Regions from separate parts of the Homo sapiens genome. Here all the other regions are linked to region 3. A link is a contact called in ENCODE Hi-C or POLR2A ChIA-PET data. All regions are on one chromosome and are shown on one strand. Each heading gives the region's core, a stretch centred on a gene start or an enhancer-like site at or near the end of the contact. The rest is flanking DNA. Distances are from core to core; before and after follow the strand shown.

Region 1 (3,602 bases), core at 432-2,931, 710 kb after region 3:
GACAAAGAACATATCTGTCTACCCCTCACCCTACCCAAGGCAGCAAGGTAAGAACGACAGAGTGCCTCCCGATAGCGTGGCACAGAACACATAGTGCTCAGGGTACCCGAGAGCCTATTCCCCAGTCACCTCCATCCCAACTTTCAGCGGTGGTTGTCAGGGAGAACACGCCTTCTTCTGCAATGCTAAGTCTGTCCCTAGCCAAGTGGACACACCCCTCCGACGCGCTGCCCCCTCAGAATATTCTCATTCCCTCCTTGGCCAAATATCCCCTCCCCACTCTCATTAAGAGATACTCCCCACCTTGGCCGGGAGCGGTGGCTCACGCCTGTAATCCCAGCACTTTGGGAGGCCGAGGCAGGAGGATCACCTGAGGTCAGGAGTTCGAGACCAGCCTAGCCAACATGGTGAAACCCCATCTCTACTAAAAATACAAAGAAATTAGCCGGGTGTGGTGGCGGGCGCCTGTAATCCCAGCTACTCGGGAGGCTGAGGCAGGAGAATCGCTTGAACCTGAGAGGCGGAGGTTGCAGTGAGCCGAGATCGCGCCATTGCACTCCAGCCTGGGCGGCAGGGCGAGACTCCGTCTCCAAAAAAAAAAAGAAAAAAAAAAAAAGATACTGTCCTCACCTCCGGACAGAGGGCATTCCCCCAACAAAAAAACCGCCTCTCCCTGTCTCCTAACTTGGACAGCTCCCTTCCCCTCACCGAATGCTTAGCAGCCACCTCGAGCCCTGGGGCAGGGGGCGGGGTGTCGGGTGCGTTCACACCACTAGTCTGGGCTTGCCTGATGGTTACCACCCCGCCGAAGCTGCCGCCTTGCGGGTTTCCCTGCTTGGGACACCCACGCGGGGTCCCTGCTGCCCCCAGCCACGCCCCTCGGCTGCAGCCCGCCGCCACCCGCGCCACGCCCCCGCGCTCACCCGCAGTCCGGGGCCGGGCACCAGCGGCAGTCGGGGTCCGAGGCTAGGTAGCGGCGCAGCATGAACTCCTCGTACTTGTGCATAAGCGGCGGGTCGGCGAGCAGCAAGCGGATGTCGTGCGGGTTGAGTCGCTCGCTGCACTCGGGGCAGCTGATGGGCACCCTGCTCTCGCTTATCTCCAGGCGCAGGTAGTGGCGGAGGCAGTCCCGGCACGAGCGGTGCGGACAGCTGAGGAGGCGCGGGGCCCGCTCAGGCGGCAGCCGCACCAGGCACAGCGGACACTCCACCTCCTCCGCGCCCGGGCCACCGCCCTCCGCCGCCTCCTCATCGTCGAACCCAGGCTCCGCCGCCGCCGCCGCGGCCTCCGCCTCGGCCTCGGCGGCCGGCTCGGCGGGCAGCGCCTCGGGCGGCGGGCCCTGGGCCGCGGCAGGGGCCGGGGCGGGCGGCGGCTGCGCAGCCGGGGGCGGCGGCTCGGCCTGCGGCTTGGCCCGGGCGCGGCGGCCGCGGGCCGAGGCAGAGAAGACGCTGTGCAAGGTGAGGCGCCGGCGCCGGCCGCCGCTGCGGCACTTAGGGTCGGGTGCGGCCGCATGTAGCGATGTGGAGCGCGGCGACTCGGAGTCCTTCTCGGAGCCCATGGCCGGCAGAGGCCGAGGAGCCAGGGGCGCCCAGCGCCGCCACAGCTCCCGCCTCAGCGCCCCTCAGCCAGCGCCCGGCCGCCGCCGACGCCGCCACCACCGCCTCAACCGCCCTCCCGGCGATAGAAGCCGAGCGGCAACGACGAAGTGATTATAAAGCCTCCGCCCCGCGCGCCGCTGCCCTGCGCAGGCGCTTCGCTCAAACACCTCACAACCCTTGCGCCCCGGTCTAGGAGTGCGCTGGGCAGGGCCGAGCGGGGTGGGGCCGAGCGAGCTGGGGCGGAGCTCCGCCTCCTGCCGGTCAGGTGGTTCCAGGGCCGCCATGTTGCGGAGACTCTCAGAGATCCTAGCCCGCTGCTCTCCCTGGTCTCCGCCTCCAATTCCATCACCATGACACCCAAGGTGGACTTTTTGGTTTGCCGTTCCTCACAGGTTGATTGCCACTTCCAGTAAATGATGGTTCAGTTACATTATTTATAAAAAGCAGGCAGGGGTTGATCAGATGGTGACTCCCAACTGGTTCACCTTCCAACATTTCTGTTTATTAAGCAGACGGCATAAATTAATAAAGAATATATTCATTCACTGAGCTTCTACAAAGTGCGAGGCATTAGAAAATAAAACAGACAAGGTCCCCTATTGCAAGGGACTTCCAGAATAAAGTCCAAATTTCTTAGTCTAGCATTCAGTGTTCTCTATGTATTTAATAAACCCTATGTATATAATAGTCTATTTCTAGGCTCACTTACCATTCTATCCTCCTGGTATCTTGCTTACTTACCAAACTTGTGGAAGGAGACCCAGCGTTTTCTTGCCTGGCAGTGCCTTTGCCTTTCTTTTTCTAGTTCCCCATTCCTCTGACTGGGGGAGGATCTGGACCCTTAGGCTTCCTAGTGGGAGGCAGGCAAACAGCTTCAACAACAGGAATGTATCAGGATTACATTCAATTGCAAATAACAAAAGAAAAAAATAGCTTACGATTGAAATTTATTTATTTTTTTTCCTGAGACGGTTTTGCTCTGTCACCCAGGTTGGAGTGCAGTGGCGTGATCACAGCTCACTGAAGCCTCAACCTCCCAAGCTTAAGCGATCCTCCCACCCCAACCTCTGGAGTAGCTGGGAGCACAGGTGCGCCACCAGGCCTGCCTATTATTTTTATTTTTTTCATGGAGATGAAATCTCCCTGTGTTGCTCAGGCTGGTCTCGAGCTCCTGGGCTCAAGCGATCCTCCTGCCTTGGCCTCTCAAAGTGCTGGGATTACAGGCATGAGCCGCTGCACCTAGCCAGAAATTTCTCTCTTTCCATGAAATATAAGTCCAAAAGTAGGCAGTTCAGGGCTGTTCAGCCATCCTCAGTATTTGGCTTCCAGTGTTAAGGTCACCTCACTATGGTCCATATTCCAAACAGTGGGAAGGAAAAAGGGAAGAAAGATGCATCCTCTTCCTTTTAAGAAGACTGCCTTGGGGCTGGGCGCGGAGGCTCACGCCTGTAATCCCAGCACTTTGGGAGGCCCAGGCTGGCGGATCACGAGGTCAGGAGATGGAGACCATCCTGGCTAACACAGTGAAATCCCGTCTCTACTAAAAATATAAAAAATTAGCCGGGCGTGGTGGCGGGCGCCTGTAATCCCAGCAACTCGAGAGGCTGAGGCAGGAGAATGGCGTGAACCCAGGAGGCGGAGGTTGCAGTGAGCCGAGATCGCGCCGCTGCACTCCATCCTGGGCGACAGAGCGAGACTCTGTCTCAAAAAAAAAAAAAAAAGAAAAAGAAAAAGAAAGAAAGAAAAAAGGACTGCCTCGAAAGTCCCGCACATTTTTGCCAAAACATACTCACTCACATGGCCATACTCAGCTGCAAGGGAGCCTGGGAAACATTCTCTTAACTGGGTACAATGTGCCCAGCTAACAATGAGTGCTCTGTTATTAATAAGGAATGGTAAGATGGGCCAGGAGCTGTGGCTCGCACCTGTAATTACAACACTTTGGGAGACCTAGGCTGGTGAATCTCTTAAGCCCAGGAGTTTGAGACCAGCTTGAGCAACATG
Region 2 (3,402 bases), core at 804-3,303, 730 kb after region 3:
AACAAAACAAAAAACCACAATTGCCTCTAAAATACATCTCTCTAAACTAGCCCTCTTCTCTCTTCTGTCTTCTCTCTCTCTCTCATACACACACACACACACACACACACACACACACACACACACACACTCTGGGGGTGATGGGATTAATGCTGGTAGAACTGGTTTCTCCATCCTTCAGCATGCCTGGATGTAGTGGTCCTTGCCTCTGCCCCAAAGCCAAAATGACGGGAAACTTGCATTTAACATCTTGTTAAATATGCCTTAAAAAGAAATCCAGGAGAGTTAACCCAACTGTTAATAGTGATTATCTCTAGGTGATGAAGTTATATGTAATCTCTATTTTCTTATTTTTACTTATTTGCTTAAGTTTTTTTCTGCCATGAATTTATTAAGTTTTGTCATAAGTAAAAATAAATACATAAAATTATTCTCTATTTTAATAATTATCTGTGGTCCCACAGATGGAGGTATTTCTATTAAATACTCAGAAGGGAGCCGGGTGCAGTGGCTCACGCCTATAATCCCAGCACTTTTGAAGGCCAAGGTGGGTGGATCAGTTTAGGTCGGGAGTGGCCAAGATGGTGAAACCCCATCTCTACTAAAAATACAAAAATTAGCCTTTTCCTTTTGTGGGTGGTGGCAAAGGTGGACAGAAAGCCATGAAGGCCTTGGGCACACAACAAGAGTACAAGGTGGTGTGTCACTGCCTGCCCACCCCCAAATGCCACACACTGCCCCTCTACCACATGCAAATCTTTGCGCCTAATCATGTAGTCGCCAAGTTCCACTTCTGGTACTTCCTATCTCAATTAAAGAAGATGAAGAAGTCTTCAGGGGAGACTGTCAACTGTGGGCAGGTGTTTGAGAAGTACCCACTGTGGGTGAAGAACTTTGGCATCTGGCTGCGCTATGACTCCCGGAGCAGCACCCACAACATGTACAGGGAATACCGGGACCTAACCACCATGGGCGCTGTCACCCAGTGCTACCAAGACATGGGCACCCAGTACCGCGCCCGGGCCAACTTCATCCAGATCATGAAGGTGGAGGAGATTGCGGCCAGCAAGTGCTGGTGGCCAGTTGTCAAGCAATTCCACGACTCCAAGATCAAGTTCCTGCTGCCCCACTTGGTGCTGTGCCATCAGCAGAAGCCACGCTTCACCAGGAGACCCAACACCTTCTTCTAGGTACAGGGCCCTCGCCCGGCTGTGCCTCAAATAAACTCAGGAACACCCTGGTGGGGAAAAAAAAAAGTTAGCTGGGCATGGTGATAGGTGCCTGTAATCCCAGCTACTCGAGAGGCTGAGGCAGGAGGATCGCTTGAACCCAAGAGGCGGAGGTTGCAGTGAGCCGAGATCGCACCACTGCACTCCAGCTTGGGTGACAGAGTGAGACTCTGTCTCAAAAAATAAAAAAAAAGAAATACTCTCAGCAGGGGTTTGTCCTGGGCACTGGCATCACACAGAGAGGAAGTGAGAGCTCATCCAGGATTAAAAACAAGAATCACCATTTCTGAAGGATTCCTCTGAGCCCAGTTCCTTGTTCCTTCATAGCCATTGATATGCATATCTCATTTAATCCTCAAAATCAGTTTAGGAGAAAAATTATTTCACAGCTGAGGAAACCAAAGATCCTGAGACTTAGAGAGGTTACATTACTTGCCCAGGGACACACAGCTAGAAAGTGATGGAGGCAGGATTTGAATCCAGATCTAAGTGACTTCATAGTTTGTAAATTTTTAACCTCTGAACTTTGCCCTTCCAGTTGCAAGATGCTGATGCATTCCTGTATTTCCAGCTCTTCACACACAGGCACTCATCGATATTAGCACTGCCTAGAGAAGCCAGTGAGGTAAAGATCATTGTCCCATTTTCCAGGTGAGAAAATTAAGGCCAGAGAGGGGACTTGCTCAGTGTGGTCAGCTGAGAAGTAGTGGCATTCCTTCTAGAATCCAGGTCTCCTTTCTTGCCTCTGGCAGCCTTCCTCCTTCCTATACTTTCTGCCAACTGCTGAGGCTTCCGTCTCGAAACAAATGACTCAAGGTAAATCACTGGTTGGACTTCCCCTTTCTCAAAATACAGGAAGTCTGTGTTGTTTGCAGTCCCTGTGGGTGAACAGTTTCAGCTCAGTTACGAAGTAGGCTGGGCCACATAGAGGACTGGGTCCTGCTGGGGCAGGGTTCCAGGCTACTGGGGCTGGCACCGCTGCATTTTTCCTTCCTAAGAGTCATGTCAGTGTGTCTGTCAAGTCAGGCTTGACGTCTTACCCCAAAAAGCCTGCTGTACTATTATGAAATTTAGAAAAATGAGCCCAAGAGGGAGGGGCCCTGTCAATAATTAATAATAACAACTATTATTTCATGTTTATGGCACATTAACCTTCCTACCAGGCACTGTGCTAAGTGGCTGACACGTGAACCCATTTGAGCCCCGTAACAGCCCTAGTAATAAGGTTCTATAGCTTTGGAGCCAAATAACACTAGATACAAATCACAGAAATGCCACTTTCCAGCTGTGTGACATCAGGGACATTATTTACATTCATTCAGTAAATACTTTTGAGCACTTACTATGTGCCATATTTCAGTGAACAGAACAAAGATCCCTGCTCTCTTGTGATGTTTACATTCTACAAGGTAAAGCAAAGTGTAAACATAATAAATATAATAAATTATAAATACACATAAATAAACTGTGTTAGAAAGTGGTAAGGGGAAGATACAGTAGAGCAGGGAGGAGACAAGGAGTGCTGATGCAGCATCAGTGCAGGGAAGAGGCAGGATGAGTTGTTAAACAGTGGTGTCAAGGAAGGTCTTGCTGAGAAGGTGCTATGCATACAAAACTTTAAGGAGGTGAGGGAGTTAGCCATGTAGGTAACTGGGGAAACCCTTATTAAGCAGAAGGAACAGCCAAAGCAAACGCCCTAAGTGTGCTTGGTGGTTCCAAAGAGTAGCCAGGGCCGGGTGCAGTGGCTCACACCTGTAATCCCAGCACTTTGGGAGGCCAAGGTGGGCGGATCACAAGGTCAGGAGTTCAAGACCATCCTGGCCAACATGGTGAAACCCATCTCTACTAAAAATACAAAAATTAGCTGGGCATGGTAGCGCGCCCCTGTAGTCCCAGCTACTCGGGAGGCTGAGGCAGGAAAATCGCTTGAAACCGGGAGGCGGAGGTTGCAGTGAGCCGAGATCGCACCACTGCGCTCCACCCTAGTGATAGAGCAAGACTTTGTCTCAAAAACAACAACAACAACAAACAAACAACAACAACAACAACAACAACAAAAACAAAGAGCAGCCAGGAGGCCAGTATGGTTGAACAGTGAGCCAGGGAGAGAGTCCTCCCTACCCATAATGTTGCCCCAGTGATTCTTTCTTATACTTTGTTCTGTGTTTCCTTC
Region 3 (3,442 bases), core at 98-2,597:
ATGGACCGTGAAGTGTTCAGGCTTACATTGCAAGGGAGTCTGGGCCCTGCACCAGGCTTGGAGCTCCAACTCTAGGCTCTGTGTCACTGTGAAGGTTTTTCACTTTGTCTCTCTCAGCCTTTGTTTCTGTGTTACCCTCTTTGTCTGACTTTCCAACTCAGGCTTCCTCTTCCCCCCACCTATTTCCTGCCCCCACTTCTCTCTGCAGCTGAGGTGCACACAGCATCGCTTCCACCTCACAAGCCCCAACAATGCTCTGTGGGTTCCCCTCCCCCTACCAGCTCACTCAGGCAGTGACGCATGTGCACTTTCCTCCTGGTGGGGTCAAGGCCGAGTTCTTGGACCTGATGAGGCCACCTGGAGTTCCTCATATCACTGGTGACCTGGCCCTCAGCTAATGATGGGTGCCCCCTCAGCCTGGCCCCAGGGGAAATGGAAATTCTTTGCCTGCCTGCTGCTCGTGACAATCTTCTTGCCTCCTGCTTATAACAGAAAGTCCTGACAGTCTGTGGCCTGCACCTGGGGGCCTGAGCGGCCCTGTTTGCTCTGTCTTCCACCTGTTGCAGGAGATAGTGCCAAGCCCTCCACCTCTGCCAGGGGCTGTGGCCTTGCCTCTACCTGAATTCGAACTGTTGCCCTACTCTCCAACCATGATTAATGGGTGTTGTCCTGGCCTCTGACTACAGCAGGGGCCGTTACTATGCCCTCTTGAAGACATGAGGTTGTCCTGTCTGCCTCCTGAAACAGGCTGTTTTCCAGCATTCTGTCTGTAAGAGGGATGGTAGCCTGCCATTCACCTACCCTTGACTATAATAAAGCTACTGTTCCATGCCCTGAGATGACATGGGAATTGTTCTCTCGGCCTGACCTGACTGTAACATGCATGGTCTGCTCACCAGCTATTTAACAGGGATATTGTCCTCTCCTCTGACTCTGAACGATGCTACCTTTGCTGCCAGACAGAAACAAAAGGGTCTCTCAGCTGCAACGGTGGTGCTGAGGTGCTGTTTGCCTCTCACCATAAGCTGAGTGTGTGTCCGCTTGCCCCCTGCTCACTGGGCCCAAAGGCTGCCCTTGAATCTCTTGCCCAGATGCACCCTGGAGGGCAGAAGGGAGGGTCTATCAGACATCCTCCCCTCAACTTTAAACCTCCCAGTGTCACCCTGGGACAGTAGGGGAAGATGGACCTGGTCTGGAGATGTAGGGGACCCCCAGGGGCTGAGAGGCAGGGGTCTATGGTGGCAGGAAGCTTGGCGTGCTAGAGGGTTGTGGTTGGGCTGCTGGGGCCCGGTTGGCTGCGGAGCCCTCCGGAGGAGGCAGGAAGTCAGGGTGGGACGTGGGCGCGGGGAGACAGGTGGTGGCTACGACGGCGAAGGGAGCTGAGACTGTCCAGGCAGCCAGGTTAGGCCAGGAGGACCATGTGAATGGGGCCAGAGGGCTCCCGGGCTGGGCAGGTAAGGAGCGCTGGTATTGGGGGCGCAGGCGCCGGGGTGAGAGGCCTGATAGCAGACGGCTGCAGCTGTGCGGGCCCAGGCTCCCTAGGGATGCAGCAGCCCTTTGTGGCTGGGGAGAGAAGATCCTCGCTCAAGGTCAGGTGGGAGGCAGGCAGTGTAGCTGGGTCGCCTCTTTCCTGCGAAGCTGGTGTCGCTTGCCTCTGTCGTGCTGTCCACCAGTGGCCCCACCTGACTGGGAGCGTGTTTCCTGGACACCAGGCACATGGACAGTCAGGTGTTAAAAAGGCTTCCAGAAACCACCAAGCCCAGTCCCTCAGGCCATGAGGATGAGGCTCCTGAGGCCCAGAGAGAACAAGGCACTCACTGCCCACGGTTTCTCAGCAAGGCAGTGGCAGGGCTGAGAGTGATGGCTGAGGCTGTGGCCACCCCGCCTGGAGCAGGGTGATGGACAGGCTGGACTCAGAGGACCCAGGAATCCTTCTGGTTTCTGGGGCAGACCCCAGTGACAAGAATCTCCTGAGAAAGAGAGAGAGAGAGAGAGAGAGAGAGAGAGAGAGAGAGAGAGACAGAGATCACCCAAGGCATCCAGATGGACATGCGAGGAGTGATTTTAGCCTCAGCGATCGAGGGAAGAATCTCCTGATGGGCGTGAACTGATATGTGTGGGGGTGTCCATCATCTGGGATGGAGCTCCAGGGTGGATGGACATATCTGATCTGAGTATGGGAAGTTGGAAGTGAAAGAGAATGATGGGAGAAAGGAAGAGGAAGTACTATTTTTATCCCAGACAGGGGTGCAGTTGGTCCTGGGTGAGGAAGCGCTGAACTTCCATCTGGAAAGTCACCATTCCTGCCCCTGCCAAGCGTCACAGCAGGATGTCCTCCCCTCGCCCCTGGCTCCCTCCCGCTTCAGCCCTGCCTGTGTAGGGCCAGTTGGTTTTGCTGATTCCTGCTTCAAACCCCAGGGAGGTGGAGAGAGACTGGGGAGGCATAGTTGCTACCTGCTCACCTCCTCACTTTTTAACTCTGAGCCTTAATTTTTTTGGGAAGTCCTCACTCAGCCAGATTTCCAGGTTTCCCCTGCTTCGTTGGAGTTTTTCTTGACACACACTTTCCGCCTAGTCAGCTGGTCCCAGCCTTTCTCCTGTCTACAGCTCCAAGTCCTGTAGCCTCTTGTGGGGGCTAGGGAACATGGTGGCTCTCCTCGCACTTCAGGGAGGGTCATTCACCCTGGACAGGCATGAGCAGTTCCTTCCACCCAGCCCTATGCTGACAGACGAATCAGACAGGGTCCCTTGCTCTTGGGCCCCAGGAACAGAGGCTCTTCTCAAAGAGAGAAGGGCCAAGTGGACAAGGGCCAAGAACAGGCTGAGCATTGGTTCAGAGGAGGGGAGAAGGTGTCTCTTAAGATCTGGAAAGCTTCCTGCAAGAGTCAAGACAGTTCTGAGAAGGAGAAAGACCCATTTTCAAGAGTGCGTAGGACATGAAGCCAAGGTCACTATCCCTGGATTCTGTTCCTTGGGTACCACGAGGGCAGAGACCTCAGAGCAAGACCAAAGGCCAGAGAGCCCACAGGTGTGGTGTGGAGCAGAGAATGTGCATTTCAGAGACAGGCCGACCCAGTCACAATTCCGCTGGACCATTTCCTTGAGCAAGTGGCTTCATCTCTCTCTCTGAGCTTCAGTTTACTTATCTGTAAAGAGGCAATAATCAAGCTGGGCACGGTGGCTCACACCTGTAATCCCAGCACTTTGGGAGGCTGAGGCGGGCAGATCATTTGAGGCCAGGAGCTTGAGACCAGGCTGGCCGACATGGTGAAACCCTGTCTTCGTTAAAAATGCAAAATTAGCCGAGCGTGGTGGCAGGTGCCTGTAATCCTAGCTACTCAGGGGGCTGAGGCAGAATTGCTTGAACCCGGGATGCACAGGTTGTAATGAGCAGAGATCGAGTCATTGCACTCCAGCCTAGGCAACAGAGCGAAACCCCATC

What was found. A loop is a pair of places that touch in the nucleus more often than their neighbours do. ChIA-PET counts read pairs that join two places held with the same protein, here RNA polymerase II (POLR2A). Pooled maps may share reads with other maps.
Region 1: a pooled map shows a loop between it and region 3 (4-fold over the local background). The contact joins the promoter of RNF19B here to the promoter of LCK in region 3. A Hi-C loop is called at or near these places in 1 of 37 single-sample maps with no recorded cell type and 3 of 50 pooled maps. POLR2A ChIA-PET finds 5 or more read pairs at or near these places in 2 of 52 experiments (OCI-LY7 and WTC11).
Region 2: a pooled map shows a loop between it and region 3 (2.9-fold over the local background). The contact joins the enhancer-like site here to the promoter of LCK in region 3. A Hi-C loop is called at or near these places in 2 of 37 single-sample maps with no recorded cell type and 6 of 50 pooled maps.

The regions. Positions count from the first base shown.
Region 1 is chr1:32,963,128-32,966,729 of GRCh38, forward strand. It overlaps RNF19B (ring finger protein 19B), which reads right to left and starts at 1,682. Exons shown (of 9, transcript NM_001300826.2): 1 at 924-1,682. The coding sequence starts at 1,558. RefSeq lists silencers at 827-1,036, 1,397-1,966 and an enhancer at 1,277-1,781.
Region 2 is chr1:32,979,283-32,982,684 of GRCh38, forward strand. It overlaps the pseudogene RPL18AP4. Among named protein-coding and RNA genes, the nearest start is that of RNF19B, 16 kb to the left of the region's middle. RefSeq lists enhancers at 1,163-1,779, 1,283-2,482. Within about 2 kb of position 2,054, at least 33 of the 41 ENCODE cell types and tissues checked have a DNase peak (open chromatin) inside an H3K27ac peak, as active enhancers do.
Region 3 is chr1:32,249,918-32,253,359 of GRCh38, forward strand. LCK (LCK proto-oncogene, Src family tyrosine kinase) reads left to right here and starts at 1,348. Exons shown (of 13, transcript NM_005356.5): 1 at 1,348-1,454. RefSeq lists enhancers at 1-160, 351-560, 611-700 and a silencer at 3,441-3,442.